2 separate regions of the Homo sapiens genome follow, and region 2 is linked to region 1. Evidence: chromatin loops called from intact Hi-C (ENCODE). Cell type or tissue: Calu3. All regions are shown on one strand. Each heading gives the region's core, and the rest is flanking DNA. Links, peaks and the distances in the headings are about the cores only.

Region 1 (16,150 bases), core at 3,012-11,011:
TTTGAATCTGTCCAGAACAGAAGTGCCTACTTATTGTCCACTGCTCCATTAGGATGTAGGTTCCATGAAGGCAGGGACCTTGTTCATTTTGTTAACAGCTATAGGCCCAGTACCCAGTTGAGCACTAAGCATATAGGAAGTGCTTACTAGCTGCTGAATGAGCAAATGGATGAATAATGTTCTGTTTTGTTTTGTTTTGCTTTGTTTGAGACAGGATCTCTCTCTGTCACCCAGGCTGCAGTGCAGAGACACAGTCACAGCTCACTGCAGCCTCTACCTTCCGAGCTGAAGCAGTCCTTGCACCTCAGTCTCCCGAGTAGCTGGGACTACAGGCTTGCATCATCACATCTGGCTAGTTTTTGTAATTTTTGTAGAGACAGGGTTTTGCTATGTTGTCCAGGCTGTTCTCGAACTCCTGGGCTCAAGCAATCTGCCTGTCTCAGCCTCCCAAAGTGCTGGGATAACCAGTGTGAGCCATTGTGCCTGGCCCACTAGTGGTATTGTTTATAACTGCTAATAATAATTTCCCTTAGGCATGAACAGATTCCAGAGTTGAGATATTGTTCTCATGGAGCCAGGGTCCATAGCAGGAGAACCAAACATCGCTTCCTTGCCTGCATCTTTGGGACTGCTGAAGAGCAGATGGTGCATGGGTGGGCATGCCGGTTAGGAAGAGGGCTTGGGTGGGCTTCACAGTCCAGTTAGGATTTCTGTTTATTACAGATTCAGATCCTAGCTCACTAATACAGATAAATGGTCAGCAAATCCAAGGACTGGGGAATCAAGAGCTGACACAGGGCCAGACAGGATGATGTAAGAAAATATGGAGGAAGAAGGCTGGGTGGCTCACACCTGTAATCCCAGCACTTTGGGAGGCCAAGGTGGGCAGATCACCTGAGGTCAGGAGTTCGAGACCAGCCCGGCCAACATGGTAAAACCCCATCTCTACTAAAAATACAAAAATTAGCTGGGTGTGGTGGCTCACGCCTGTAGTCCCAGCTCCCTGGGAGGCTGAGGCAGGACAATCGCTTGAACCCGGGAGGCGGAAGTTGCAGTGAGCCGAGATCCCGCCACTGCATGCCAGCCTGGCGACAGAGTGAGACTCTGTCAAAAAAAAGAAAAAGAAAGAAAAAGAAAATATGGAGGAAGAAGAACTTGGTTCTTCTTATGGAGGAAGTGGTGAACTGGGAAACATAGACCCTGCCCAGAAGCATTCAAATTCAAGTTTTAAAAATATTATGAGGCCAAATAAAACACTTCTGTCAGCCACACGTGGCCCCTAGGCTGTCACTTTACAATCACAGAATAAATCCAGTGCCTTATTTTTCTGATGAAAAAGTTAGGGATATTAACTTGGAAGGACAACAGATAAATAATCTGTTCTTTTCTGAACAAGGAGAACAAAAATGAACCTTGTACCCTAGATTTCCTAGATGTTTTCATGCTTTTTGCAGTATTAATAATTATCAGTAATCGTTTGTTGAAAGAAATGGCTCACTGTAGAAAATTTGGAAAAAATGGAAAAGTATGAGAGAAAACAAAACTAACTATACAATTATCACACAGGGATAACCCCTTTTTCTAGTGGTTATAAGTAGCAGTCTCTTAGAGTTTTTCCAATATATCCATAGAGTCTTATGGACATCACAGAATTATAGAAAATTGAGGCCGTGCCATAAAATTTGTTTCGTTTAACTCAACATTATAGTATATTTTCCTGCATCAATAAATACTACTTTAAAAGCATGATTTAAAAGGGCTACATGACATTTTATCATATGAATGGACCAAATTTTATGTCACCATTTAACAGTTAGCTACGGAAATGGACATTTAGGTTCTATATAATTTTTCTCCCTTTTAAATGATAGCGAGATAAAATTCTTCATACATACATCTATAGGTAATTTTTGTGATGTTTATGATCAATTCCCTAACACTGAAGTATATTGCCAAAGAGTGTAAATATTTTTAAGAGTGTTGATAAATGTTGCCAGATTGTCACTCAGGAAGGGTGTTCCTTCGTATACCCCTAAAGCCCGTGTCCACAACTCTTTTTCCACACTAGAGATTGTCGTTAAATAATGAAACATGAAACTTTGCCAGTGTGTTAAAAAGAAATTGCTATAATTTTGCCTTATTTTCCATCTCATTGATTATTAGTACTTATTGGTCCATTATATTTCTCCTTTGTGAACCTTATTTTGTTGAGATTGCCTGTTATTCTATGGGTTACTCATCAATTTCACAGATATTTATTACATGGCTTGTAGGTAACAAGTACTGTTCTTGTAGTGGAAGATAGCCGTGAGAAAAACAGCAAACATCTGTTGTTTGAAGAATTAAATGAAATAACTTTAGGAGGCGGAGGCAGGCAGATCACCTGAGGTTGGGAGTTTGAGACCAGCCTGACCAACACGGAGAAACCCTGTCTCTACTAAAAATACAAAATTAGCTGGGCTTGGTGGTGCATGCCTGTAATCTCAGCTACTCAGGAGGCTGAGGCAGGAGAATCGCTTGAACCCCGGAGGCGGAGGTTGCAGTGAGCCGAGATCGCGCCACCCATTGCACTCCACCATGGGCAATAAGAGCAAAAAATAAAAAAATAAAAAAATAAATAAATGAAATAATGCCTATAATACCCTTAACACTGTATTGCCTGACTCATACAAGATTTCAGCGAGTTATTTTCCATCATTCTTGGTGTAATTGTAAGAGTCTTATAATAGTAGCATCAGCTACTATTTTGGGAGCAGGTTGTTTCTAGAAGTTTTATTGAGTTGGCTAGCAATGACCCAGGTGTTCCTAAGCATGTGTGTGAACCTCATATAAATACATTTATCAAAAGCCAAATTCAGTGTAACCAGATTCCAAAATGCTGGTGACCACGCAGGTGCCACCTGACATAATGGGAGGAATAACTGGGCCAGCGTGAGAAGAGACAGCAGCCTGATCTCACTGCTTCACATATGTTACTTTTGCAAACTTTGCCAAAACATAGATTCTTACTATGGTTCACCTTCCTCTGGGTGGGATAGATGATAAGTGCTTGACTGGTATCACTCAGACTCAATACTCAGATGGGATCATTGAAGCACAATTAGAAAGTGAAAGTTCAAAGTGACCAAGATTCTTATTTATCGTTCTTGATACACAGGGAGATTTGAATCCAGTGTACACTGCCTGTTGTAGCTGAACATGTGACATCAAGGGTGACAAAGAATCAGGCAGCCTTAAGCAGAAATACAAGTTTAATGGAACTTAAACCTTACCCTGATGTAATACATTTCATATGATCTGACGGAGGAGGGCTGGTTTTTGTTTTTAAACATGATTCAGGCCAGGCGCAGTGGCTCACACCTGTAATCCCAGCACTTTGGGAGGTCGAGGCGGGCAGATCACGAGGTCAGGAGTTTGAGACCAGCCTGGCCAATATGGCGAAACCCCGTCTCTATTAAAAATACAAAAATTAGCTGGACGTGGTGGTGTGCGCCTGTAGTCCCAGCTACTCAGAAGGCTAAGGCAGAAGAATCGCTTGAACCCAGGAGGTGGAGGTTGCAGTGAGCCGAGATTGTGCCACTGCACTCCAGCCTGGGTGACAGAGCGAGACTCTGTCTTAAAAAAATAAATAAATAAATAATAAATAAATAAATACATAAACAAACATGATTCAGCTCATGGTCTGGCTGTGTAAGGTAGCACCATGTGAATTCCAGGTCTCCTACCCTCAGCTAGATTTTAGTCCCTCTAAATTTGTCCCTTTGCAAATGTCCCTGCCAAACAGGAGCAGGGAGGGAGAGACTTGTGTGCTTGTTGTTGTTTTTATTTAGTTTTATTTTTTGAGACAGAGTCTCGCTCTTTCACCCAGGCTGGAGTGTGATGGCAAGATCTTGGCTCACTGCAACTTCCACCTCCTGGGTTCAAGTGATTCTTCTGCCTCAGCCTCCCGAGTAGCTGGGATTACAGGTGCCTGCCACCACGCCCGGCTAATTTTTATGTTATTTGTAGAGACAGGGTTTTGCCATGTTGGCCAGGCTTGTCGCGAGTTCCTGGCCTCAAGTCATCTACCCCCTTTGGCTTCCCAAAGTGTTGGGATTACAGGCGTGAGCCACCGTGCCCAGCTCACTTGTGTGCTTTTAAGAGTAGGTTCTTGTATTTGGAGAATGGAGAGATGGAGGGGCTGGGAGGAGTGGAGAAAAGATAACACGTTAGGGTTTGAATTTGTATGAGAATAAACATCCTTTCAAGGAAGCACCACTTGGAACAAAACATCACCACATCCTCGCCTGTAACCAAGAGCAAACAGGCCGCTTTTCATTCTGCATAGTGATGGCTGTTGTGCTCTTTACACCAGAGCCACAGGCTGGAGGGCTGCATGCAAAGTGTGGGTAATTGTGCAGTTCTGGAACTGCACAATGTCCGCCTCTGGAACAATGTCTCGTAAAAATCTTAAGCGGCTATCACTTTTCATGGCTAATGAACTGGGGAACTGGGAATGAGATCTAGAGCCAATTCTTGGATTAAGTCTTCTAAGCCTCAAACAAGGCTGCGTTTAGGAACTGGGGGGAAGAGAGAGGTCCGAACTCGGAGATGAAGGAGAGTAAGCTCCAACCCTCCTCGGAGCCTAGCAACCTGCTTGAAGAGCTCACCAAGGACCAAGCAAGTGGGGACATGAATATCAAAAGGCTTGTTTGAGCGTCAAAAATGCATTTAGTGTAGTTTTCCATGTGATTTCTAAGAGGCTTGTTCTCATCTTAAGAAATATTTGAGGTTAGGTATATTTACATTCACATGCTGATTAGTAACCAGACAGTGGTGGCCTCCAGTGACCAGTGAGGAGGGCACTGGGGCAGGGAGTATCAGGAAACTTCTGGCACAAAGGGAATAAGTCAAATGGGAATCGGTGGTCTCTGTTACAGGTGGGTGGTCTTTGGAGAAAAGAGTTTCAGGGCAGATTCCATCCTGTGATGCACACATACAAGTAAGTAAATAAATAAGCAAACAAATAAATGCATGTCCTGTTTCTTTTTATTCCACACTAAAGACAATATCTGCAGGTGCATTAGCCCCCTGGGGAGAAGTGACAGCAAGCTAGAGCCCAGGTATAACTGCGTTCAGAATAGTTCAGGTAGGTCCCAACTACATCTCTGTCTTTCATCTGGTTTTCTTCTTGAGATACTGCAAATTTCCTTTTCTTCTTTTATTTTTTCTGCTGTTCTATGGCGCTTGCACTCATTTCCAAAGAAGGATGTGAACATTCTTTCATATGGCAAGGTGAAAATAATTTTATTTTCATCGCTTCCCTTACCTCCCCCTACCCCAACCTTATGATGGATTTACTTGAAAAAAAATAATGACGGGGCTTCACAAACTGGCCTGACAGTTGTGATGCAGAGAGCGAGCCGGCTGAGTAGGGACGGTGAGGCATCTCTGTACCTATTATGGCAAAAATCGATAATGCTTTCTGTAAATTGCTCCTCCCAAAGGAGCCGAACAAATGCAGAAGACAGGGGAAGCCATCACTCTGTGTGAAGGCCCTGCACGCTCGGACCGGTTCAATTATGAACAGGAGGGCGGTTAGGTCTGTGCGTGCGTGCATGCGTGTGTGTGTGTGTGTGTGTGTGTGTGTGTGTGTGTGTTCAGAGTAAGAATTCTGGGGGAGAAGGAACTTACTCATCATAAAATTTTAATTGTTCTCTTAGGTGCATCCTTCCATCTGTCCTTGAGAGGTGGGAGGTCCTGAGTCCTAGAAACCCTAGAAAATCCTTTGGAAGTTGCAAGGGGTGGATTAAGGAAAATAGCCCGTCTTTTTAATTGCGATTTCCTGGCCAGCAGCTTAATTGTTGTGGTGCTTTTCTAGAAACTCCCTTATCCTGGCTGTGGAAATTACATGCTGAATCTGTGGCTGTAAACAATCTTGTATATTTGGGCTGTGTTAGAATTTTCTTTACGTTCCAAATCTCTCATTTTAGTGATCTTTGAAAAGATAATATATCACAAATCCCTTGAGGGACATTTTTTTTTTCTGTAAGTTTATGACTCCTTCCCAGCCACCCATTCCCTCCCCTAAACTGCAAAAGAAATGGAAGTCATTTCCATAATGATGGTTCTTGTGGGCCATGGCTATATTTACTTTTTTTCTTAGCAGGAGGAGCGTAAAACTTAATTACTGCCATGAAACACAAGTTGATGGAAATAGACAAAAGACGTCAATAAAATAATTTTTCAAACAATGTGTAGGGTTAGGGAAATGGAGCACCTGGAATGCAAAGGTTTTATGCAGGTGGTTGTTTAAAAAATTAAGATGTAGAGGAAATATGCTGTTAGAAAGACCACTGGATTTGGAGCCAGGAGACCTAGAGCTTTAAAGACTAGCTATGGGCCAGGCACAGTGGCTCATGCCTGTAATCCCAGCACTTTGGGAGCCTGAGGTGGGTGGATCACGACGTCAGGAGTTCAAGACCAGCCTGGCCAAGATGGTGAAACCCCGACTCAACTAAAAGTACAAAAAAATTAGCAGGGCATGGTGGCGGGCACCTGTAATCGCAGCTACTTGGGGGGCTGAGGCAGAGAATTGCTTGAACCCTGGAGGCAGAGGTTGCAGAGAGCCGAGATCGCACCATTGCATTCCAGCCTGGGCAACATAGCGAGACTCTGTCTCAAAAAAAAAAAAAAAAAAAAAAAAAAAAGACCAGCTGTGGTACTTGCTAACTTGATGATCATAAGTTTCGGCCTCAGTGTCTTCATCTATAAAATGGGATGGTGACACCTCCATAAGCTCTCTCACAGGTTGTGAGGAAGTTATATGAAAATCCATTGCCAGCATGAAGTTGTTATAAGGATGTAAATTATTGTTGGCATTAAAGAAGATACGCAAGTCTACGTCCGTGTGGTAATTGAATGAGACGGTCAACTGGGTCTGTTCATAGCCATACTATGCCAGCATGCTTGATTTCATTTGGATGCTCTTCACTTTGATGCTCTTCAGTGAGGTCAATTTCCTGTGGGGCATGAGGCTCTAAGAAACCTAGGTCTCAACCCATGTTGAGGTCAAGCAGGCACGTGATGGGAAATGAAACTGCAGGGATGCCGGCAGTCAGAATTTTAGCCGAGAACCATCATGTGACACAAGTACAATTTCTAGTCATCCAGCTTGACCCGAGCAGGCAGATTGGGAGCAGATGCTATATGCTCAAATGAGAGGTAGCTGCAACTTCATGGGGGTAGGGAGGGCAGAGAAAAAGGAAGCATTTTTAAAAGGCAATGAACGATTCTCAGAGAGAGAGAGACCCGGACTTTATCCGAGGAGATGAGACTCTAGCATAGTTTGCAGTTGCTTTGTTAACCTGTTTTTGTTTAAATGAGCGGGAGCAGGACTAATAGATTACCATGTGAGAGGAGCTGGTATGAATTTCTGAGCAGGAAAGTGAAAAGCAGCAAGGAACAGATGATGAGACAAAAGGGAGACTACACCAAGACTAAAGTTTTGGAAAGGAGGGGAAGTGGATATTTTGGAAAACATCAAAAATAATCGTAGTCTTCATGACCCAAGGAAACCACACAGTAATGGTGGAAAGCATGTTCTAGCTGATCAGGAAGTTGGGAATAGATGCTAACACACATGTTGAAATGTTAACACACACGTGCAGACGTCTCCATGCCATAAAGCATTTGAATACCCAGGCAGGAAGAGAATCGGGAGATGGGGTGATTCGGAGGACACTGGGCTGGATGGAGACTTGAGGACACAAATACCTTAGGAAGACATAAAGCTAGTGGAATCCTACCATGCTGCTAGGACTCCCAGATCTAGCCAGTCTCTGTAGAGAAAGCATCTGAAGTTGAGGCAAATGGAGTCCCCTAACCCGTGCTTGGGAATGGAGATGTGTCCTTTCCAAGGGAAATGTTGTCTGACATCTGCCCCCTGCTGGAAGCAGCTGCCTTGCTTCCTAAAGATGGGGGAGAGCGAACAATTGCAGGAAAAAAAAATTGACCTATTAAAGTCAATAAGCCCAGGATCCTAATGTATCCAACTGCATCTGAATAGCGTATGAAAATTACCAAAATTGTCTTTTAAAACCTACTGATGTGGGTCACCCAAGCAGCATGCTCCCAGTTGTTAATAATTAATACTGAGCATCCTAGGGAGGAATCACTGTGGATAATTGTAGCCAGTAAGTACGAGTCTGGCAGCCCAGTGTGCCGCGGGTCAGAAAAGGGCAGTGAGGAAGGGATCATACATCAAGCTGGTGCCAGCCGCTGGGTATCGGTGATCTGCTTCCTCTGGCTGTACTTATTCTTCTGATGCGAAAGCCTTCTAAACAAGGCTGTGAATTGGTTTTCATGCTCGCATTGACAGATTGGGAAAGCAGTTTGTTCTACCAAATTTAACAATGATATATCATTATCACAACTTTGGGGGAAATCTATAAAATCAATAAGTTTGTAGCCTGAACAGGATTTGTATCGCTCGCTTGCTGTGCTGGTGTCAAAGCGTGAGCATATGGATTGAGTCACAGCCTGAGATCAATGGAATTTGTGGACAGTAAGCTCAATAACAAGCCCTTCTGAAAAGAAATAGATGTAAAAAGCAAATTTACTAGAGTATAAAAAAAAAAAAAAAGCTAATATCTTTTCTGTGCCTGGCTGTAAAGTGCTGTTTGGCTGCCGTTGGCTGCGGGTACTTTGAAAGCTGTCTGGAGTATGTGCCTGCAATTCCGAATGCTGCTGCGCCAGCTTCATGCATTGCATGGACAGTTGGGTGCTTCTATTTGCAGGGTTTGTGCTAGGAAACTCGCCAAGAATAGGAGGAGGAGGAAAAATAGCCCTTTATATTATAAACTGAATAAAGAATAAAAACAGTCAGTGTGTCTGCTGGGGAAAGACCACGGTGGCTTTATTTACTTTGTGCTGGTAGGACTTGCTAATGGAGAAAAATAAAAAGGCATAATTAAATAGTTTAATGAATTCGCAGCTCTTTTGTTTGAGTGGGACGGGAATGCATGTTCCGGAGAGGCCTCACAAAAAGCTTGGCTGGTAGTGAGTTAAAAGTAGGAAATCAGTTCTTTGAAGGCATTTTTATACTTCATTATCCCAGCATGTAAAATGACTTGTACTAAACGATTGGGGATTTTATTTTTCACTCTCTCTCTCTTTCTCTCCTTTTTCTAAACAAAAGAGAGCATGGGGTGGCTGGTGTCTAATTCCACTCCAGGTTCCAGAGCTGGAGATCAGCCCATTACCAGGCTGGTGGGCCAGCTCCTGCATATGGGAAAGTCCAGGGCTCTGAGCAATGCGGAGCCCCCATCAGCAGACAGCCCACCCTGCAATGTACATAGGACCTCAAGCTAGCGCAAATGGCCTGTAGTCTCTCCAGCATGAGGCAAAGTTATTGCCTATTGCTGGGCCACAAACTGGGGTGTCCTTTATGTTGTGTTTTCTGGGCAGCCAAGATTATATATCCCCCCTCTTACGGTGAAAACAAAGAAATACCTAGGGTGAAGGAAGCTGATTTTGCAGAACACTGATGCTGATTCTCAGCCCTGACTTGGTTTCCTTTTGTACTGTGGAGAGAATATGCTCCACAGTACAAAAGAGGGCAAGTCCTTCAGGAAGGCCAGCTGCTTCCAGACATGGCCACCTGCCCTTGCTCTGGCCACCAGATTCCCATGCTCAAAGAAGCCAAATGGGCACTGAGAGGCTCATAAGAGGTAGGCATGTCCCTCCAAATCAAGAGTCACACAGGGCTTGTGCTCCCTGAGCAAACTGGGAGAAAATTACACCCGAGAAGGATAACTTTAGCCTGCAACCTGGGCAGGGGCTGGGGAAGGGTCAGAGATTTCAGAGGCCTGGGTTTGAATTGAGATGTTCCCTGATAACCCACTGAGGAGAAGGCCCCAAGGAGAGGACAGCCTTTGTCCCCAAGGAAGAAGGGCAGCTTGGACATCTGACGAGGAGGCAGGCAGAGCTTGGTGGCAGAGGGCAGCCTGGGATATCTCTGCCCAGGCACGGGCCTTCGTTTTTTTTTAAAACTGCAGCTGGTTTGTTGAGCACAAGCTCAACCTCACAAACTTGGTGGCGACAAAGCTGGGGAAAATAAGGCCCATGATGAACCGGGGGTTTTCTTAGGCTCAGGACCAGACCTCACCATTCCTCCCTCATCTCTCCATCCTCCGTATGAGCCACAGGTATAAAGAGAGCAGAATGGTTGTTTATTCAGTGACTCGATGATTTCAAGTGATTGATGCATTCCTGCTTTCTTTTGCTTCCCCTTCTTTCCTGCCTGGGCTGTTTGGGCTCAGGGTTTCCCAGAGAGTGTGGCCAGGGCCAGGGCCTCAAGGGCTGTAGGTGGGGCTGGAGGGCCCCTTTATAGATTTGCTGTGAGATCTCTTCCAGCCAGAGAGAGAGCTCTCTCCTGAGCCTCCTGTGGCAACACTTGGAAGGTAACAGGAAAACAGCCCAGCTGAGATGGCTCTAGGTGACACACCTAATCCATCTTTGGAGGGGAAAGGCCCTCTTGGGTCTGAAAATAATTATTGTTTCTTTCCATCAGCCTCTTATTTTTTCTCCTCTCTCTGTGTCTGCTGTACTTGCTTTCAGTTTTGCTTCCAAATCTAGAGGTGCAGTGTGATTTTCTGGCTGAGTGGTGTCTGCCTCAGTCATATATCTGCACCCCCACTTCAGAAGACTGCTTCTTGGTGACCCCTTGGCTCTGTCACCTCCAACATATGGAGTCAACTGCCAGCAGCGGGCCATTTCCATTCAGTGATTTTGCCAGATTCAGAGATTTGCATTTATAAAGTCTCTCTCTGCCTTATTTGCTTATAACAAGGCTCACTGTTCGTTTCTTGTTAAGTTTTATCTCATAAACAAATATTACTATGGGAGTCCCAGCCAATAATTATTAAATCCTGACTTCTTTTTATTTTCTTATACCGAGAATGCGTTGACTATAAATGCACAATTTAAACTTCACGGGATGGTTTTTTTTTGGCCCACCTCTCTGGAGAGTAGAGGGTCCATCTGTGTGTGGGGACTTGAAATATCAGACCCATATACATAAATATCAGACAGAGAGTGCATTTTGGGGAGAGGGAATGGATACAGTTAAACCCTTCAGTTAAATAAAACAACCCCCAAATGGACAAGGTCTGTGTTCTTTCGTCTTCTTTGATTTGGGTACTGAAAAGCATGAAAGAAATTCCTTTCACAATTAGCTCTAACTTTTGAATTACAGCACGTCTTTCCGTATAATGACCAGGCTGTGCAGTAATTTACAGCCAGTCCCTGGCCTTGCTGAGTAGCAGGGAAATGCTGTGGAAGTGACTGTTAATATTGATCAGTGAGGGCTAGAGAGAGTTGGAGACCCTCAGCACGGCCACTTAAAGTGGGCAGGAAACCCAAATTGACCAGTAATAAAGTGTGTGAGGTTGTACAAGGCGACTCCTGGGAAACTGCTGCTCCGAGAAGGGAGGCCGGGGGTCGAGGGGGAAGCTGTCAATTATTCTTGTTTGATGCCCAGTTACTGAGCAGGACACAGCGGCTGTGAGCCTGTGGCCAGAGACAACGGGAGGCAGGTGCTGGCGGATCCTGCTGGAAAGCCACCTTTGTCAGTGTGGGAAGCCAGGTGTGGGTCTCTCTCTACATTCCATGGAGGTTCAGAGAACTGAAGCTCACCCATTGCAGTGGCCTAGTTTTATTTTAGGGAAGGGGTAAAAACTCAAGCGGTGCAACCTCTCCCCGACTTCTGTGTGGACAACAGTTGATGACTGAACTTTGGTTTTGGTAATTACTGGAGTTACGGGTGCGAAAGAATAGAATCTGAGAAAGACAGATTTGGGGGTGAAAATTAGCTTCTGTTACAGGCTTTGGACATAGTTAAAAATGGGTAAGAGGGAGGCTGTGGCTTTTTCCTAAAACCTTTAAGTCTCATTTAAAGTGACCACATGATCGTTACCATTTACAGATCTTTAATAAGTATAACAGCTAAATGGGAGGCTCTGATTTAAATGCTTAATGCATCCATTCATTTATTTAATTTTTATTTCTTAATTGTTTTGTTTTGTTTTGTTTTTGAGACAGAGTTTTGCTCTTGTTGCCCAGGCTGGAGTGCAATGGCACAACTCACTGCAACGTCCACCTCCCAGGTTCAAGAAATTCTCCTGCCTCAGCCTCCCGAGTAGCTGGGATTATAGGCGCCCGCTACCACACCAGCCAATTTTTTTGTATTTTTAGTAGAGATGAGGCTTCACCATGTTGGCCAGACTGGTCTTGAATTCCTGACCTCAGGTGATCCACCCACCTTGGCCTCCCAAAGTGCTGGGATTACAGGCATGAGCCACCACGCCCGGCCAAAACCTATGTATTTATGATGTACAACTTGTTGTTTTAAAATATGTATACATCATCGAGTGGCTCCATTGACCTAATAACATAGGTGTTATTTTACATACTTACCATTTTTTCGTGTGGGGTGAGAACATTTAAAATCGACTCTTTTGGCAATTTTGTAGGATACAGTACATTGTTACTGTCTATAGTCATCATGTTGTACACTAGATCTCTTGAAGTTATTCTTCCTAACTGAAATTTTGTATCCTTTGACCCACATTGCCCTAAACCCTCACCCCCAACCCCCAGTAATCACCATTCTACTCTCTACTTCTATGAGTTTGACTTTTTTAGATTCCACATATAAGCGACATCATGTGTATTGTGTTTCTGTGCCTGGCTTATTTCACTCAGCATAATACCCTCCAGGTTCATCCACGTTGTTGCAAATGAGAGGGTTTCCTTCTTTTTTAAGGCTGGATAGTGTTCTGTCGTCTATATAGACCATTTCTCTTTTTTTCTTTTCTTTTTTTTTAAGAGACAGGATCTCTCTCTCTCTCTCTCTCTCTCTCTCTGTCACACAGCCTAGAGTGCAGTGGTGCAATCATAGCTCACTTTAACCTCCAACTCCTGAGCTCAAGTGATCCTCCCACCTCAGCCTCCAAAGTAGCTGAGACTACAGGTGCACCCCACTAGGCCTGGCTAATTTTTCTTTTCTGTAGTGATGAGGGTCTTGTGCAGGCTGGCATTTTCTTTCTTTCTTCATCTGCAGATGGACTCTTAGGATGATTTCATGTCTTGGCCATTGTGAATAATGCTGCAGTAGACATGGGAGTGTGTATTAACCCAAAACAACCTTGTGGAGATAGGTACCGAAGAAGGTCAGGAAATGACACCCCAAAATATGCCGCTTTACAGATCCTCCAAAGGAAAGTAATTGTCATGGATTCCCTCCCCAGGCACCTCATCAACGAGGGAAGATAAATACGTATCATGGGAGAGGAGACGGAAAGTGAGCGCCATGTCCAGGCAGACTTTGTTATGCTCTTTCTCCTATTCTTCCGAGAGCCCATTCATCTTTTCCCAGATTTCCTCTCCCCTAAGTTACCTACATCCCCCGCTCCTGTCCCCTACAAAGAGGATAAATAAGCTTCTAGATCTCACTGTGTTTAGGGGTATTCACTTTTTTTTTCTGTCCTGCCCCCATGCACATGATAAATCTGTATACCTCTTCTCCTATTCATCTGCCTGTTATGAGTTTATTTTATTGATTCAATTACAGAATTCTCAGAGGGTAGAGGAAAAATATTCCTTATTTCTTATTATAATTCCACTGAGGGAATGGAATGTGATAACAGTTCTGATGGTAATCCTACTACTTAGGAGAATGAACTAGAACATTCTTCTTGGGCCAAGACCAAGCTATAGATGAAGAGTTTGTGAGAAATATTTCTTTTACCCCCAGTAATTATTTCTGGAGTAATAGATTTCCTTTAATGAACCTGTGTCATACAACATCATTTGGGATTTATGTTATTAACCTTCCAATTCACTGAGTTTTTGTTGCTTTTGTTTTACATCAGCGGTGTATTCTTAATTGAGAAGTGAGTGATTTAGTTAAAGTGAATATTGAATAATCAACTAAAAATAGATGATTGTCATCAATTTAGTAAGATTAAAAGATCAAAAAGTATTGATAAAACGGAGACTTCAATGATTTCTCCAGTAATTCTACTTTCTGTGTCTTGCCATATGGTCACTCAAGGGTTGTTTGCTAAGTTACAAATCTCATGCACAACCATTTGGGAATTCTTCCAATAATTGTAAATACTTCCCCCCCCCACCACACCCAAATTATGAAACATTTCAAATGTACCACAAAAACCACAGGGATTAACATCTATCTCTACCACCCAGCTCTGCCAAATCTGAATATTTTGCCACAGTTGTTTCAGACCATTTTTTTCTATAATATAAAAAGTTTCAAGTCCATTGGAAATCTCCTGTGTGTGCCTCTTCAAGCTCTCAGTTCCTTCCTCCCCGCTCCTCCGTCTCCCAAGAATTAATCCTTCTTCTGAATCTGCTATTTATCATTCTCCACTTTTTTTTCTTGCCCATGTTTGCCACTTTAAATGGCATGTAGTTTTGTTTCTCCTGTTTTTTTTTTTAAATTTTATTATTATTATACTTTAAGTTTTAGGGTACATGTGCACAACGTGCAGGTTTGTCACATATGTACACATGTGCCATGTTGGTGTGCTGCACCCATTAACTTGTCATTTAGCATTAGGTATATCTCCTAATGCTATCCCTCCCCCCTCCCCCCACCCCACAATAGTCCCCGGTGTGTGATGTTCCCCTTCCTGTGTCCCTGTGTTCTCATTGTTCAGTTCCCACCTATGAGTGAGAACATGCGGTGCTTGGTTTTTTGTCCTTGAGATAGTTTGCTGAGAATGATGGTTTCCAGCTTCATCCATGTCCCTACTTAATGTTACATAAATGTTATCATAATCTAGGTCTCCATCCACAACTTGCTTTTTTCAGTCCTCATTACATTTTAAAAATATACCCATGTTGATATGTTTAAGACTTGAACTATGTAGTCTATTCTGAAGGCCTGTTTTCTAAGTAAATTTACCATCATTCCCTCAGACTATGGGTAGACATGTTTTGCTTGGCTCCAAGTAAAGGGGTTACCCTGGCTGGAGAGTGGTTTCAGCTTAAATCACAGGGAAAGAGCAAATACTGAGGAAGTTAGCCAGAAAGGGACTTGTAAAAATTGGCTGATGACTTCAAATAAGTTGAATTAAATATTTAAAAATCTTTGATGAATTCAAGACATAGTGAGTTATGTAATAAAGTATACTGGCTGCTCAATTAGCTTGTTAACTCCTAATTTAGTTTTATCCAGCTTCTTTGATTTAAAAACACAAAACATTGATTCAACAAATATTAAACTCCTACTGTGTGCAATACACTGCCAGGGCCCTAAAGGAGAAAGAAATCGTTAAAGTAAGAATAGCAGAAGACAAGTAACTCATGGAGCAGTCATAATAAGCAATGCAGAGGAGGCTGTGTGACAAAGCAGTTTGCTCATTGAAGCAGGGTTCTGGGTGGAGGGTGGGGGAACGGAAGATGATACACTGAAAAATTGGCATAGGAGATGGCTTTTGAAGGATGGGGAACTATGTTTCTCATAAAGAAAACATCTTTGGCAAAGACACAGAGGCAGAAAAGCTCTAGACTGTTATGGGACCAGCAAGTTTAGTTCATCAGATCTTCTGGGGCATGAAGGCGAATAGGTGGGAAGGGCTGTGATGAGAGATTGGGCTACACCACGGAGAGCCTTGAATATTATTTCAAGGTTTCTCCGCAGTAGCCCCTGTGATGCTCTTCAGGGCCATGGATGAAAGATGATTCCAGAAATGATCAGAAATGATTTTTCTCTTTTTTTTTTTTTTTTTTGAGATAGAGTTTCGCTCTTGTCACCCAGGCTGGAGTGCAGTGGTGCGATCTAGGCTCGCTGCAACCTTTCAAGTTCAAGTGATTCTCCTGCTTCAGCCTCCCGAGTAGCTGGGATTACAGGCGCCTGCCACGACACCCAGCTAATTTTTTGTATCTTTAGGAGAGATGGGGTTTCACCATGTTGGCCAGGTTGGTCTCAAACTCCTGACCTCAGGTGATCCACCCGCCTCAGCCTCCCAAAGTGCTGGGATTACAGATGTGAGCATCCACACCCAACAACGATTTCTTTCTTTTTTTCTAATTCTGTTTATTTTTGTAGAGATGAGGTCTTACTATGTTGTCCAGGCTGGTCTCA
Region 2 (16,150 bases), core at 4,756-12,755, 320 kb before region 1:
TAAAAAGACAATTTAAGTCATTTGCATTTATTTTGATAATTGTACCTAAATTTTTTTTATCTTACTAAGTAGTAATGCTTCCAGGTGGCATTAGCAAAGTGAAGCTTGAAACGTATTATTCAGCTTTTAATAATGAAGACTTAGGGTATTTCTAATCATGTTTTGAAATTGTGCCTAGAAAATGCATGCCTAGAACTACAGTCTATTTGGATATGGTTGTCTTTCTCAGATCTTACTACTAGTGAAATATTAGAAAACAGAAAAGTGCTTTTTATTTACTATGTTTTACTCTTTATTTACTATTTTTTACTATTTAGTATTTATTTACTATTTTTTACTATTTATATTGTTTCTTTGCTTTTTTCCCCTCTCCTTCCCTGCCTTTAGTTGAATTGTTTCTCTCTTGCATATTTTCTCCCCTTTACTGAATTTTAAATTTGCATTCTATTTCAATTGTTTCAGTATTTACTCTAAAATATTTAAGATGCATACTTAAATTTTGATTTTCATAACAAAGTAGAGAGTTGAAAATTTTATCTGCTCTTAAATAGGACAAGAGTCCTAGAAGCTAACACTCACTCTCCACATCTCACATTATCAAGAATTCCATTGCGATTTGAAATTCTCCCAAATTAGTTAATGGCTTAGATTTACCAACACATTTTACCAGTTTCTTTTCTTCTGATCATTTCTTATACCCTGTTCCTTCCTGTGGTATTCATTTTCCTTTTGGTTGGTTACATCCTTTAGTAGTTCTTTCAGAGGGGGTCTGTACTTAGTGAGCTTTTAGTTTTTATACCTTCGAAAGTCTTTTGTTTTAACTCTTAGATGATTGTTTAGCTGGGTGTGCCATTCTAGGTTATGTTATTTTTACTTGGTACTTTGAGGTTACTATTGTCTTTGTGTTCCTATTGTTGCTGCTGGTAAGACTCCTGTTGGTCTGATTTTTGTTCCTTAGAAGATAATCTTTTTCCTATTATAGCTTTCACAATTATTTCTTCCTTTTTCTTGGTGTTGTGTAGTTTCACTACAGTGTTTGTTTTGGCTTTGTCTTATTTAGTATGAGAGTTGATGAATTCTTTCAATATGAGGATTTATATCTTTAGTTCTGGAGAATTTTAATATTTATCCCTTTCTTCATTCTCTTTAGACTCCTTTTCTCAGATGACTCATATGTTGGACTTTTCATTCTCTTCTCTCCATCTAAATTTCTCTTATGTTTTCCATATTTTAACTTCCTGTGATACATTATAGGTTATTTCCTTAGATGTATCTTCCAGTTTATTAAATTTTTTCCTCTACATATTGCATGCTTAATATATCATTGTTTTATCTTTTAGTGATAGGGTTTTAATTCCACAATTCTTTGTCAAATTTTCTATTTTTTATAACATTTTGTCTCCACTATATGTAATCTTTTATCTTTTTCATCTTCTTGATGGTTATAAACATTTATTTTAAAGTTATTTTTAGGCTGTTTTATTATCACAGGTTATTTGGGTATAACCTTTTGTTGCCTTTACAAACTCTCACGGTATTGGATTTCTTTGCAATGTTTTCATTTGGGTTCAGTAGTAGTTATATATTTATAGGTTATGTGCTGACTTGTGGGAGGAATCCTTGTGGGGCAGTTATGTTCTTTACTCTGCCATGGATGTATTGGTTTCCCAGCTTTGGGCCAATTTTTACGTTAATGGGTTTGGGGTTTCCTTGTGGCTCAAAATTTGCCCTGTACTTGCAAGCCTCGCAGGGTAGGGAGTTTCAAATTGTTGTAGTTGACTCTGCTTCCTTAAAATAACTCTCGTGTTTAGGATAATGGGAAGAGGCTTTCCAGTTACAGTGGCCACCTTGTCTTGCTTCAGGGAGGAAGCCCAGGATTTGCCATCTTTTTATTTTTTATTTTTATTTCTTTTCTTTTTTTGTTTTTTGAGACGGAGTCTCGCTCTGTCGCCCAGGCTGGAGTGCAGTGGCGCCATCTCGGCTCACTGCAAGCTCCGCCTCCCGGGTTCACACCATTCTCCTGCCTCAGCCTCCCTAGTAGCTGGGACTACAGCCGCCCGCCACCACGCCCGGCTAATTTTGTATTTTTAGTAGAGACGGGGTTTCACCGTGTTAGCCAGGATGGTCTCGATCTCCTGACCTCGTGATCTGCCCGCCTCGGCCTCCCAGAGTGCTGGGATTACAGGCGTGAGCTGCAGCGCCTGGCCAGGGTTTGTCATCTTGATTTTCCGTGTCTATGCTAAAATCTGCCTCCACTACTTCTTCTGAAGGACACAAAGGCTTATTTTTGTGGCCCCTATAAATGTATTTTTCTTATTTTCGAGTCCAGCTATGGGCTTTGAAAATCTTCCTTAAATTTTATTTAGGCTTTCTAGATGTGTTTAAAGGGGGAAGAGAGACTTTATACCTCACCTCAATCTGCTATCTTGGCTAGAAGAGCCTCCCATTTTTTTATCGTGTTATTTTCTTTTCGTTAGATTTGGATTCTACTATATATGTTATTTTTTCACTTTAAGAATTTACTATGAGCCTTTTATTATTAATCAAAACCATAACTTTTTAGTAGTTATTTTCCACAGAATGGATGTATCATTTATCTAGGCAATCTGATTGTTGTATATTGAGTTGTTTCCATTTTTTTGCTATTATAAATAATGCTTTTGTGAACATCTTTATATATCTTTGTGAGCATTTCTGCTAGGGCTATCTTCTTGGAAGTGAAAAAAAATACCATATAACAGGATAGGATCTCCATAACTTGAATGACTGAAACAGTAATAGTGTGAAATGGATATGTCATGTGAATTCCAAACATTAAGAAATGATAGGTAAAAAGAGGATGGAAGTGCAACGAATTAGAACTTTATACATTGCAAGCTTCATATCTCTTTTCATTTAGTTCATTCATACAAGTATTAGACATTATGTCAAGTATAATAATGAATGGATGAGGGGATCATTAATAAGTCATGCTTACTGTTCTTTGGAATAGTAAAGGTGAACTCTCAATGAAGATAAATAGAACTACAAATAAAAAGGCAGACATAAATAAATATCTACTAAAGGTAACAAGAAAGTGGTATGAGATCTGAAAGAAGGATCTACTCAAATTGGAGATGGGACGATATCTATCAAATGACGATTAACTCTTAAAATGACAAAAAAAAAAAAAAAGCTCAGGCAACACATGAACACATACATGGTTATAGGAGAAATAATTGCCTCTGTTAATAATTTTGTGAGTATGGTTATCTCAACAAGAATTTCCTTGTAGAAGTGGATGGCCTTTTACCAGGGCTCACTCCCAGTCCAAATGGTTTGTCACCACGTGAACAGCCAGAGCAACACTACTAAGGTTGTTCTCTAGCTTCCTGACAGCAGCCTCACCCCAACAGTCATCCCCTCCTTTCTTCTTCCCACCAGAAAATGCAGTTCTTCCGGTTTTCTAACATCTTCCTACGCATGGCTCTATGCTTCAGAGGATGCTAGGCCCATCCCCTGCTAGGGGGTCCCAGTGAATCCAAGTCAATCACAGAGCATTCCTCTTGCTCATGACTGTTCTAGACAGAGACACGTGATGTAATTGAGGCAGGAGGAAAATCTTGCTGAAAAAATTGTGCTGTGAATTGAATGCTGTACCCCCACCAAAAAGAGATACATTGAAGTTTCTTGAGGGGTTTCTTGAAAAGGTTTCTTCACTGTTAGAGGAGGGGAAAGATAGGAGGTCCTTTATTCACTGGCCATTGTTGGGTCTGGATGCTGTGTTTGAAACCATTGTAGTCATCTTGTGATCAGTCTTGGGCTAATGTCAACACATGGGAGAAGGCAACCTTAAGAGGAAGAGGAGGAACTTGAAGGCTGCCCTGCCTAAAACACTGTGATAATAAATGCCCATATGGTTTGAATTATGTTTTCTATTACCCAAAGCCAAAATTTTCCTAACTGATGCAGAAGGTAAGCTGGGGAGGCTTCAGAGTTGTACCCTAGGATTCCACTGTGGCCTCAGGACAATGGCTGAAGCCTACTAAGGTGTCTCATGCAGAGGTGCAAAAAAGATTCTAGCTGACTTGGGCTGCTTTTCTGTCTATTGCCTTTGGACAGCCAGTGGAATAAGTGGATATTTGCATTCTTGTATCACAATCTCTTTCCAGTCCTCCCTTCTCAGCCTAAACATAGAGTTCCCAGCTGATTTTCCACAGGGTTCCCAGCTGATTTTTGAATGACCTAAACCAAGAAGACTATTGCTAGCACACAATACTAATCCATATATTTCTTATTCAATTCCTTTGCCATGAAAATTAGGGGAAAAACACAATAAAAATCACTTGAGGCCAAATATAATGAAAAGCAAAAACTTTGTTTTCAAATGTGAAGTGATGGCTTTTATCCTTTGCTGTTTTTCTGTGAAATTTTCCCTTGTGTCTTTGCTGTGTCTTGCTCCTCACTTACTTTTAAACTTCAAAAAATTTATTTCCTCAGCTACTCGGGAGACTGAGGCACGAGAATCGCTTGAACCTGGGAGGCAGAGGTTGCAGTGAGCCAAGGTCATGCCAATGCGCTCCAGCCTGGGCGACAGAGCAAGACTCTGTCTCAAAAAAAAAAAAAAAAAAAAATCCAAATAACACCTATTTCTCCTGCCAAAAAGTCATAATATATTAGGTTAAGCTGATTTTAGAACTTTAAATTTATAATTGGAGATGCATGTCCGTTGCAGTTTGAGGTCATCTGTAGCAAGTGACTGATTTTTCTAGTTTTTTTTTTTTTAATTCCCATATTGAAAGAATTCCAATTCATAATAAGTAGTTGCAGATTGAAGGATCTTGTTTGCTTATGCAGCTTGCTTTGCAATCTTTCATTTCTTATCCTAAATAAGAATGAAAAAAACCTTCATTCAATGTCTGCAGAAAAGCAAGCTAATTGGGTTGTAAACTCTAATGTATTAAAAGTTTCAAAAATGTTAAGACTGACCTATAATCTTGAGTATGCATGTTTTAAAACATCCATCTCCGAAATAAGCACTATTTAAAGGAAGACATTAAAATAAGAGTTTTTGTAATTCCAGAGATACCCCTGCACAGCCTGAATTTGAAGACCATTGCTTTCTGAAAGTCATTTTTGCAACACTTCTCACACCACATAGCAATTATTTGATAACCTTTCAGTCTCTCTTGAATTGCCGGGATTGTGTCTCATTTATGTCTGTATCTCTGGTGCTGAAATTTAGATTTAGGCACTCGGTTTTATTTTTACATGGCTGCCCCATCTTTAGAACAACAGAGTTTCCCAAGGCAATCTTCCTCCACATTGCATCTACCAAATGAATTTGTATCAGATTCCAGGAAATATTTCTCGGCTCATTCTGATCATTTCAGTTTATAAAAGACTAAGCTAAGGGTGGGTCTTAAGATCTAATAGTATATATATTCATATCCATTTATGGTAATTTTGATTCTCTTAATGCAGGAGATTAATAGATACTCATTGTGGAAATTTAGAAAGTATAGAAAAGTACAAAGAAAATCATCACTGTGAAAAGTTTGCATTTCCTTTCAGTCTTTCTTCTCCGTGTATATTATATAAATGACTTGTAAATCCTGCTTTTTTCCCCTAACACATTGTGGGCAGTTTTTTTTTTTTTTTTTTGCCATGACAAAGTTTTATATCTAATTTATTTTTAGAGATGAGGTCTTTCTGTGTCATGCACGCTAAAGTGCAGTGGTGCTATCATAGCTCACTGTGCTTCCAACTCCTGGGCTCAATCTCTCCTCTTGCCTCAGTCTCCCAAGTCACAGGAATTAAAGGAGTGAACCACTGCACCTGGAGCAAAAAGTTTTAGTAAACCCAATTTTATTTGCTTTGTGAACGATTCCATCTTATGAAAGTACTATTGTTTATGTAACCCATTGTTAGCCATGTAGTTTCTAATTTGCTTTTATAGACTATGCATTACTAATACTATGATGCTTTTGCATATGATACGTCAACTGTGCAAAGATTTATTTAGGGTAAATTCCTTAAGAAATACTAGGTTAAAGGAACAAACATTTTCAAGGTCCTTGATATATTTTTGCTTTAGATAAATTTATAAATGTATCTATGATCGTGGAGAAGAAATATCTATTTGGTTGCAGTTGAATCATTGTTGATGGCTCAGAAAACGAATCCTTCTATTAAGAATTTTTGGCCGGATGCGGTGGCTCACACCTGTAATCCCAGTACTTTGGAAGGTCGAGGTGGGTGGATCACTTGAGGTCCAGAGTTTGAGACTGGCTTGGCTAACATGGCAAAACTCCATCTCTACTAAGAAATAAAAAAGAAAGTTAGCTGGGTGTGTGCTGGCGGGTACCTGTAATCCCAGCTGCTCAGGAGGCTGAGGCAGGAGGATCACTTGAATCCATGAGGCGGAGGCTTCAGTGAGCTGAGATTGCACCACTGCACTCCAGCCTGGGTGACAGACCAAGACTCTTTCTCAAAAAGAAAAAAAAAAGAATTTTGGATGACAGCAAAAACAAACAAAAAACCCACTAGGGTTAATCAAATCAGGTGGATAACAGGACCAGGCCACCATGCTATTTAAGAGAATTGGCTTTCAGACACTGTGTCTTGGGTCTCAGCTGCTTGGATATTCTATCATGCAGGGCCTTTTGTATCCCTGGTTCTTGCCAGATTTACATATCCTGAATTTCATTTGCATGTGACCTTTTCCTAAAGAGAAAGGGACAGAGAAGTTGGCCAGGGATACACTCAAGAACCAGCACCCATATCCTTTCTCACAGGCTAACCTTGCGTTCTGGTTGGAGGAAAACAGCCTTTAACATTGAACACAGCAGTAACAAACCTTTTTTCAGATCATGTGTGCAGAAAGGCTTCACAGAGTGAGATCATTGTTTGGTTTTGGGGAAAGGATAATTTGCATAAAAGGAAATGTTGAAATAGAATTTTTATATATTTAAAAAATTTAACCTATTTACCCAGAGGCAGAAATGATCTGAGGCATAGAAAAAGACAGGTAATTTGAAATCCATGCATTATTATTCTATTTAAAGTTAAATCTTTCTTCATCTAGATCATATCAGTTTAATTCTAAGAGAAACATCCAAGGAGTTTGAATGATTTTTTTTTTAATGTAAAGAAATGACACTTAAAAAGAAACAACAACAACAAATCGGCTTTTCACAGTGGTAGATTTGCAGCTGTTGACTAATCCCATAACGAGTGGTATTTACCCACACATTTTCCAAATTAAATATGGGTATATGCTGGCTTGGCTTAAGATCCTACAATACAGACACTTTTCCTGCTAAGGAAAAAAAATTAAAACCAAAACTGCCCTAAGGATTACAAGCACTGAGGGAGAGGTGAGAATAAAAAAGCCACAGAGAGAGAATGTGTGTGACCCTGTAGAATATCCACTTAGGGGAGAACAGGGAGGAGATCGCAGGGGTGTTCTTAGAATACTGTAAGTGCCTGAGGATTGCTTAGGACATCTGATCAATTATCCTGAACAAACCATGCTTATATTACCAGGACTTGGGTACTAAACATTGCCTGAATGGCGAGCACTGACGATTGTTCTTTGCTAGGAGGTATTGGGAATTCTTTTTTTTTTTTTCAGTGCTATTTTCTTTTTCTTTTTTTTTTTTCCAGAACTGCTGTGTAATTTTTATTTGCCCTTTTCTTTAAATTTCTTTTCCAGATAGTAAAAGAACATTTTTAGTCTTCAGTTTAATTTGGATTCAGTTTATTACAGTTTTTGAAGACAAGAAATTAGTCCTGCACTGGGCTAAAACTTAGATTGCTAGAATGGCCAGCCATAGCATGTCCCCCCAGCCTGCAATTTTTTTTTTTTTTTGAGAATCCCATTAAATTTTATTCAGGAGTCCTTTACCAGCCAAATGTATTGTTTCCATGGACACAATTAATGGGGAAAGCAATTTATAAGACTGATGTAAAAAATGAGCACTTCATCAGCCCCCCTGCTGGTCACATTTAGAGACTGGAAGAAGGAAGTGTGCTCTTGTGGGGACGGCACAGCTCTGTGGTGGAAAGGAGGTGGAACAATGAAGGCAGAAGTCACAATTTTCTTTTTCAGTGGAAGGAATTACCCCTTAAGACTTTATTGGGAATTGGGAAATGCCACTAAATGGTGATATCTTTTCACCCATTTTGTATTTACAGAATCTACTCCATGACAACCTTAAAAAAATTCCTTAAAAAAAAAAAAAAAAGATAACCCTTCTCATTTAATTGCTGGAAAAGGTTTTCAGGTATTTGGCAAAGACAGGTAGACCCAATCTGGAATGAAAGCCTCGATGAACTTAACTCAGTAGCTCCTAACTATTGCTAATTTCCACCACAACACTTAAGTTTTGAGTAGTTACGACTGGGTCGTCAAACTTTCTCTTGATTAGCATCTTAATTTATTGTTCAAAATACATACAATGAGGCTTTATCAATATCAGCTCATTTCATTTTCCCAAGTATTGAAGTGAAAATACAAGAACCACAAAGCAATTTCCTGGGGATTTAAGAATCCTGAAATTCTACCACCCACAGCCCAAACCCAGAGCAGAAATCTAGAGAGGTTCCTTGAAAAATTCAGGGCCCTATTGCACACCGTTCCCAAGGCACTTGAATGACTATTAAATTTTTTCGAGTCTACTGTAATTTGGAGAAGAAATGAAGCTGGAGCAATTCTGTGTTCCATTCAGTATTGTCGCTCAGCTTGTGATAAAGAACGTTGCCCTTTTCCTATTGTGTTTCTAGAAGTATAATGGGATAAGCCAACACGTAAGAAAAATAAGAGTGTGAGCAAGTATATTTTAAGGTGCATAAATACAGTTTAATTGCTTATAAGCAAACCCATTTAAGAAACTATTTGTTTATATTTTCAGCCCCAGAGCGATACTGTTTTTTTGAGGTTGCCCCAAAGAGTTGTCAAAAAGCTGTTTTTCCCTGCAGAGGGCAGTGTACCTCTATAAAATACACCCAGTCCCCAGCAGCATTTGAGCGTAGAGAACAAGTATGTATAATTATTTTTTAAGCTGTGAATGTAAATAATTCGTTTTCTTTTGGATGAGACTATGAGGAAAAAATCTTCTAATATTAGAAAATTATAGATTGTGTATAGCTCTATGTGTGTGTTTTCCTGTCAGCCTTTTATATATTGTCTTACCAGTTTTTTAAGATTGAAGGCATTTTTGAATAAGCATTGAGCAAGAGAGATAACAAACAAGGTCCCAAACACAGAGGGAAATGATAATCGGGAGAATAAGAGAAACCTCAGGCTGGGTTGTAGATTAAAAATGCATTTATAGTAAGAATTTGAGGGTTTGCCAATTGCACCAGAAATGCAATGAAAGTAAAACATACCACCTGATGTATTTTCTTAAATACAGAAATTAATTTCAGTTTAAGGAGGTTTCTATCTGTGGCTGGAGATATTTAATCTGAAAAGGGAGAGAAAATAGGTATTTATTCCAGTCATATTTCTCTCCTGTTTGATGTACGTCTCTGTCTGAGAGAGGAATGAATTAAATAGAGGCCAGTAGTCCAGAGGAGAATCGGACCTTTTCAAGAAGAGGCGCTGAAACGCCTATAACAGAGGCACAGATAAATACGCGACAACAGAATTCCCAAACAGTTCAATCGTGGTTTTCCAGGACTTTAAAGGAGACGTCCCACTTTCTGCAGACCCTGGAAAAAGTGCTTAGAGATATTGTTAAGGCTTCTTCTAAGGGTGCACGAGAAAAGTGATCAAGTTGCAAAAGCTCATTTCAATACATCAGCTTCAATGGGCAAAACAAATCACCTTCCTGATGCAGAAATTCATAACCCCCCCAAAAAAATTAAGAGTTTTTTGTTTATTGAAAATCAACAACAACAAAAAAGAAATGTGTAAAATAACTCTTTAAAAATACAGTAACTAATATAAGGGGATAATACTCAAAAACTTATGTCTTGGGAATATTCCAGGAATCTGGAGCTCACACCAATTTTCACGTTGTGAATGCAAGTTTGGAAATACCTTTGAGAATTTCTTTTGCTGCCTGCCTGCCTATTTACTTGCAAGCATTTTCTCCATTTCTTTTTCAAAGCAGTTAGAAAATGTGAGTGTGTGTGTGTGTGTGTGTGTGTGTTTGAGAGAGAGTGTGTGTGTGTAGATGATTTTGTGAAATGCCATTTATTTATTTGGCTCTCACTACCTAGTTTTTATTAACGGGCAATTATATAACAAGATAATGTGAGCACAAAATTTATTGTCTCAAAATGAAGAGGAGGAACTGTGAGTGGTTCAATTTTTGAAACTTGCGTTTTTGGCGCTGGCTCTCAAATCATGCAGCTTTGTAGTCTGCGATTTATGACGGCTGCGGTTGAGCCAGGTGGAGCAGGAGCCGCAAAACGGCAGGACAATTACTGTAAGGAAGGATCATAGAGAGGCCTCTGTCAGTTTCCAACGTGAAATTTAATCAGGTTACATAGAGTGATGTGATCTATGTTGTTAGCCCATTCTGAAACTATTTTGAAAATATAAATTATAAACCTTTCAAAATTTAAAACATAGGGAGAGTCAGAACTGCATATATTACTGTCCAGATGTTTATTTTTGCAGCCATGAATTTTCATATAAGCAAGTTTATTTTAACCAAATGACCCATTCTATGTTATGTGGATATTGCACATATAATCATGGCTGTTAGTGTCGACTATTAAGAAAGAATTTCATTTTATCAAGTTTATTATGATCAACTAGCCTATTCTTGATCTTGATGTTGACATGGTCCTATCATCATTGCCAAGCCCAACATATAACTCTTTTCCAGAACTATAGAATAATTATAAAATGTTTATATACACCAAGCTAGCTTATCTTTGAGGGGTATGTTTTCCTGTGCTGGCATTAACAGTTAAACATTGCCTTTGCCCTTTAATCTAAACGAATCTTAAAAAGTTATTTGTGCCATATCCTTTTGTTTGAAATGAACACTGCTTAAAACTCGTTGAATATGAAAAATTAAATATAACAAATGTGTAAAGTATTAAGTTTTCTAGATATTTAAAGAGTTATCAAGTTAAACTGGTTATTTTTCACTAAAAATGGATGACTTCCAACCTGAGAAATTCATGTGCATTTTGTTATGAATATTGATACAACTGATGAAAATGGTGTACTCTGTGTATCTATATGAAGGGATGTGTGCATGCACATATATAATGCATAACACCCTTTTCTACCAAAAAATATGCTTAGTTCCTTCCATGGCTAATGAAGTACACTTAATCAACTATTTATAAATTAATACCCTTGCCAAAATATGTTAACTTTTATGGCCTATCAAGTGTACCATGCATACTATGAAATAATACAGCAGGGTTCACCCAGTGCCTCCTGACACCTTGGGAACAATGGGTACAGAGGAGTGGGTGGGTGGCTTTTACATGGCTTGAAAATTTACAGAATCTTCCAGCTCGTATATGTGTGTGTTATTGAGTGATCTTACCACGTTAATTTTTAAAAAGAACTGTTGAGAATTTTAAGTATACCTTTACATTATGAAAAAGCATTTCATAAATATTTCTAAATTTTTTTTCCCTGCCATCTCATGAAAATTCAATTTAACTAACTTTCACATTTGATGGGAAAAGCAGAAGCATCCAGCACTGTGGTCACTGCTCTGTCTTGAGTCTGCGTTGTACTGGGTTTTCTTGCCACCTTCCACAGCTGAGTGCAAAAAAACACAGTGGGAGCTCTGATTTTTTCAGCCATTCTATATCTTTGTTGCTGCTAGACTTTAATTCTGCCCGAGTTTATAATATTTGTGTTTGCTCTTATTACACCGAAGAAATTCCTTGGAATGCCTACTCACTTTCTCCCTATTCCTTTCATTTGCAGATGAAAGGCAAATGCAGATTTTTAAAAAATAAATAAATACAATATGGTTAGGACCATTCATCACACTCTCTGTCTGCTGGGTCTTTGTTTCTGCTTCATGCTGTGTGCATTACATTACATTTCTGAACCTGTTGTGAGTTTTTTTTTCTTTTTTTAGCACTTTTCTTTTGTAGTTTATTAAAAATATTTTCAGTCAGCAGAAATCCCATTGGTTCTTCTGGAAATCTTGCCTCACAGGCCTTTGCAGGACAAGAACAGATTGTCTGGGGCCTAATTCTGAGCATTGTTTTTTTATGAGAAAATCAAAAGTATAATTGTTAAAACCCAGTGTGTCCTTTTATGTCTGCAAAGGAGAATTAAATTGCTGGTGGCAAGGCAACGGGAGGGAGGGAGAGAGAGAATGTGAGGCAGGCCCTCTGGAATTGAGAGTTTGTGGTTGAAAGTAAAGGTGAATAGCCTTCAGAGTGTATACAAGTGAGTATACATTTGGCAGGTAGATCATGGGACCCGGTGAGGACAGTGCAATGAGAATCGAGAAGGAATACATACAAAACCACGGTCTCTTTGGCTATTGCGTTTGTTGCCCTCAGATTCTTTCTTAAAAGTCCCATTTTGCAAATGGTGGGTACAACTTTCTGATTAAAACTTAGAAGATGGAATATCAACTACTTAGCAACTTTGGTCCCATCTGAGAAACAAGTCTTTATATGCTTGGGGACTTTTTACTTAGACATGTGCTTTTTTCTAATCTTGTTCATAACAGGACTACGCTAGCTCTTTGACCTGTGCTTTTATTTTTAATTCTGGGAGGAAGAGCTGGGAATTTCAGTTTCATTTGCGCTAATCCCACTTTATGGACGTGATAACTAAATGGGGTGTCTTGATTTAAGACTTGCAGCATGACTGTTCTAGGTTCCTGAATTCAGAGTAGTTCTAAGACCATCCCCAGTGGTCTGTCTTCCCCCAGAATATTCAGACAATCTTCATTTTTGCCAGATGACGTATAGTATCTCTGTATTTTAGGGTGCAAATGCAAGACCCAATAGTCCATGCACACACTTCATGTTCTGATTTTAACTGGGATGCAACAAAATAGACTTAAACAACAAAAGAGAGCATGTTGTGAATCCTGACAAAACCTCGTGGTGTGGTTTGGCGGACAAATGGTTAAAATATACACTCATTGGAGTATGAAGGCAGTTCTTCTCGGCTGTCAGATAGTTTGACCAGTGTCAGGCTATCCCGACGAGAGCAGCATACCTTCATTGCATCATAAATAAAACAGACAAATTACTTTTTTTTTTCCCTAGGATGGAATAAGCACCATAGAGGGGGGAGGGAAAAGGATTAAGGGGGGGGGATCGGTGATTTGGAGGGTGTGTGTGTGTTGGGGGAGTGAAGAATTAGAGGGGAAAGAAAAAAAAAAAGAGATCCTTTCAGCCCCTCTATGAATCTCGGCATGGCAGCCGAGAACAATGAGAAAACCAGGCAATTACCTAGAATCCTGTTCTCTTATCCAGACATAGAAAATATATTCTTGCACCAGCCAGCCTTCCCTCCCCCACCCTGGCCCACCCCCTCCCCTTCCTGTCTATCTCATTCAGTTCTTTCGAGGAAGGCCTAGCAAATGGAACAAAAGGAGAAGGGCTTCTGATGATGGCCCACTCAGGCAGGACTCGAGGGCCCAGCCTTCCACATCTGCAGCGGGAAACCTTTTTTTTTTTTTTTACATTCTGTGCCCTTACAGACTTTGGTAACCTCTGACGTTGTAGCAGAGAAAAATGAGCAGAAAGGCAGTTCACAGCCTGAACTCTTTTTCCCCAATTCCCTGAAAATCAAGGGGTGAGGACAGTAAATCACCTGGCCCAAGTGCACCAAGCCGGACACAGCCCTTTGGCCCCTGGGCACTCTGCCCTAGGGTGTGACTGGAATTCCGGGCTCTCAAACAGCTTTACCCAGGTGCCTTCCTGAATTCCACGGAGGATTTCTGCTTTGTTTCTTAATTGCTGGAGTCCTGCAAGGGGTTGCCCCCTGCGCAACCTTGTCCTTTGATGGGGGGGACTGGTGAATGAAGGTGCAGGTTGCATTGGTGATTTGGAAGGTTTTACCAGAGTGGCTGGGAGTCTACCCTTGTTTCTCTCCTTTGCTTTCTGGCCACAGCACTTAGGACATGTTTAGAAGGATGAAGGGTAAATAACTCATTCCCTCCTTACACTTGGAATGTGTGTGCCTCATTATTATTTGCTGAACAGGAGCATTTGATTAACCAGTCTGTTGAAGAATAACATTTAAGTAAGCATATGTGTATGAATCCCTGTCATTTATCTTCCTAGGTGGCAAGAGTAGACCTATATATAATTTCCTGAACCCTACATCTACCTCCGCCCACAATTGGGAAAACTTCTTTTGCGTTGTCTGAACGGTGATGGTTTATCCACCATTCACACTTCTTGTCATGACCAGTAGTTCATAAAGTGAGATAGCTGCCTGGGCTTAGGGTGTGGTTGGCAGCTGCTTACACGAATTCCTCTCTGCACACTTTACAGTAGCCATGCAACCGCTATAAAAAGTGGCATACCCAGGCTTTCCCATGGCAATACTTACCCAAGATGGTGCTAGAAAGAGACTTACGTTTCTTCTTGATAAAACAATTGGCAACATTTTAGAGGCTAGGCGATTGCTAAGACTACCTCCCTGCATTAGCCAAACAATGCTTGTTGGCATTTGTTTACTTATTCACCCTTTTCTTTTAAGTAAGATAGATTTACTGGAAGACTGTTGTTTCCAGTGAGTGGTGGTGTTTGGTTTCAAAGTGGATGCAAAGTGCTTTGACATGTATTGTGCCTTAAAGTGTGATTTACATCTCATGTTATGTAGTGTTTACCGTATTTCTTTTCACAGCCTGGTTGTTAGTCATCAAAGCCTGGAACCCTGGTTTGGACTGCTTTGTATCACCCCAGGAGATCTAAAGGTTTGGTGCTGGAGCCCGGCTCAAAGTCCAATCTTGCCTCTTGAGTTGGTGTGACATCAGGGAAATTGATAACTCTTCTACTTAAGCTGAGCCTCAACTTGTCTGTAATTGTGGGGACAAAAATCCACCTGCAGTCTGGTGAAATGTAATAAAATAAAAGCCTATCATAGCACTTGGTAAACTAGCAATGTTAGCTGTAGTTCCTCTAGTCTCTACTCATAAACATTGGTTGATGGAGGCCTCAGTTGAATGACAATAAGCCTAGCCTAAGCAGCTGTTTTCTCAAGGGAGTTGTATGGTTTAGGAAAAGCTCCTAAAAATAGAGATACTTCTGGATAACTACTCGAAGGTATGTTGGAAGATGACAGTACTTGACTTAGAAGTCACCTGAAACAGCTTTAAATGGCCAGATAGAGCTTTCTCCCTTTCTCTTTAGAAGTCACATCTGAATTTAACCTCAGCTCCAAAACTCAGTGCTAAGGCAAACTATAAAATAATTACATGAATGAGTCCCTAGTGCAGTCTGAATGTTTATATAGCAGATTCATCATTTAAAAAAACTGATACTCCTTAGTAGTGCTTCCTCAGATATCTTGACCAACTGAATTGGACCGCCTTGAACGCCTCTTGAGTGTTTTCCTTTCAGGGTTTATTTGCTGCTCTCCATCACAGATGAGCCTTCCTTAAGTGAAATCACCTAGCTTCCCCAAATTGAATTTCTATCAACTTTGTGTTTTAACAAAACCTCACCACAGTTGAAGTTTTTAATTGTCCAGATAATTGCTTTCAACCATGCTGATTTCTGAATTCCCACCCTTGGATTCACTCATCTTATTAAAATCACCATCCCGCCTTACTTTTAGAGTGGGAGAAGTTGTACACATGCTATGATGCAGCCTAATGCAGCCTATCAGATAAAACCCATGGAGCTGATCAGAATGGCTTTCACTCACAAGTCTCATCTATGAATGAAGATGTATAAAAATTCAGAGAAGTTCCACAAGTTGGGCAGAAAAAAGCAGAATGACCTTTTTGGGGTGATGGTTGTGCTGAAATGGCTGCCCCCAGTTTGTTTGGACTAGAGATTGAAGGTGGCCTGAAAGGATCCCAACCCTCGCCCCCGACTCCCAAAGACACTTCAAGTCCTTAATCGCATGAACTTAGGTGACTGTAAAATACTGGAGTGAACAATTAAAAAAATTAACTAGGCAGGGTGCGGTGGCTCAGGCCTGTAATCCCAGCACTTTGGGAGGCCGAGGCGGGCGGTTCACCTAGGATCAGGAACT

The links. Hi-C counts contacts between places; a loop is a spot of excess contacts. Peaks named below come from ENCODE experiments on the same cell type or tissue, not always from the same donor. Only the 100,000 strongest peaks of a DNase experiment are listed, where the experiment ranks them.
Region 2: it touches region 1 in a loop (4-fold over the local background); 2 of 110 quality-filtered maps call a loop at or near these places.

Annotation. Positions count from the first base shown.
Region 1 is chr16:73,706,102-73,722,251 of GRCh38, reverse strand. It overlaps a transcript of ZFHX3 not described here. Among named protein-coding and RNA genes, the nearest start is that of TRK-TTT1-1, 240 kb to the right of the region's middle. RefSeq lists an enhancer at 7,768-8,062. In Calu3, for the core only: a CTCF peak has its summit at 7,902 (motif pointing left); a DNase peak (open chromatin) is centred at 7,931.
Region 2 is chr16:74,027,864-74,044,013 of GRCh38, reverse strand. No RefSeq gene overlaps it. Among named protein-coding and RNA genes, the nearest start is that of PSMD7-DT, 180 kb to the left of the region's middle. RefSeq lists an enhancer at 14,367-15,245. In Calu3, for the core only: a CTCF peak has its summit at 7,925; DNase peaks (open chromatin) are centred at 8,003 and 8,973.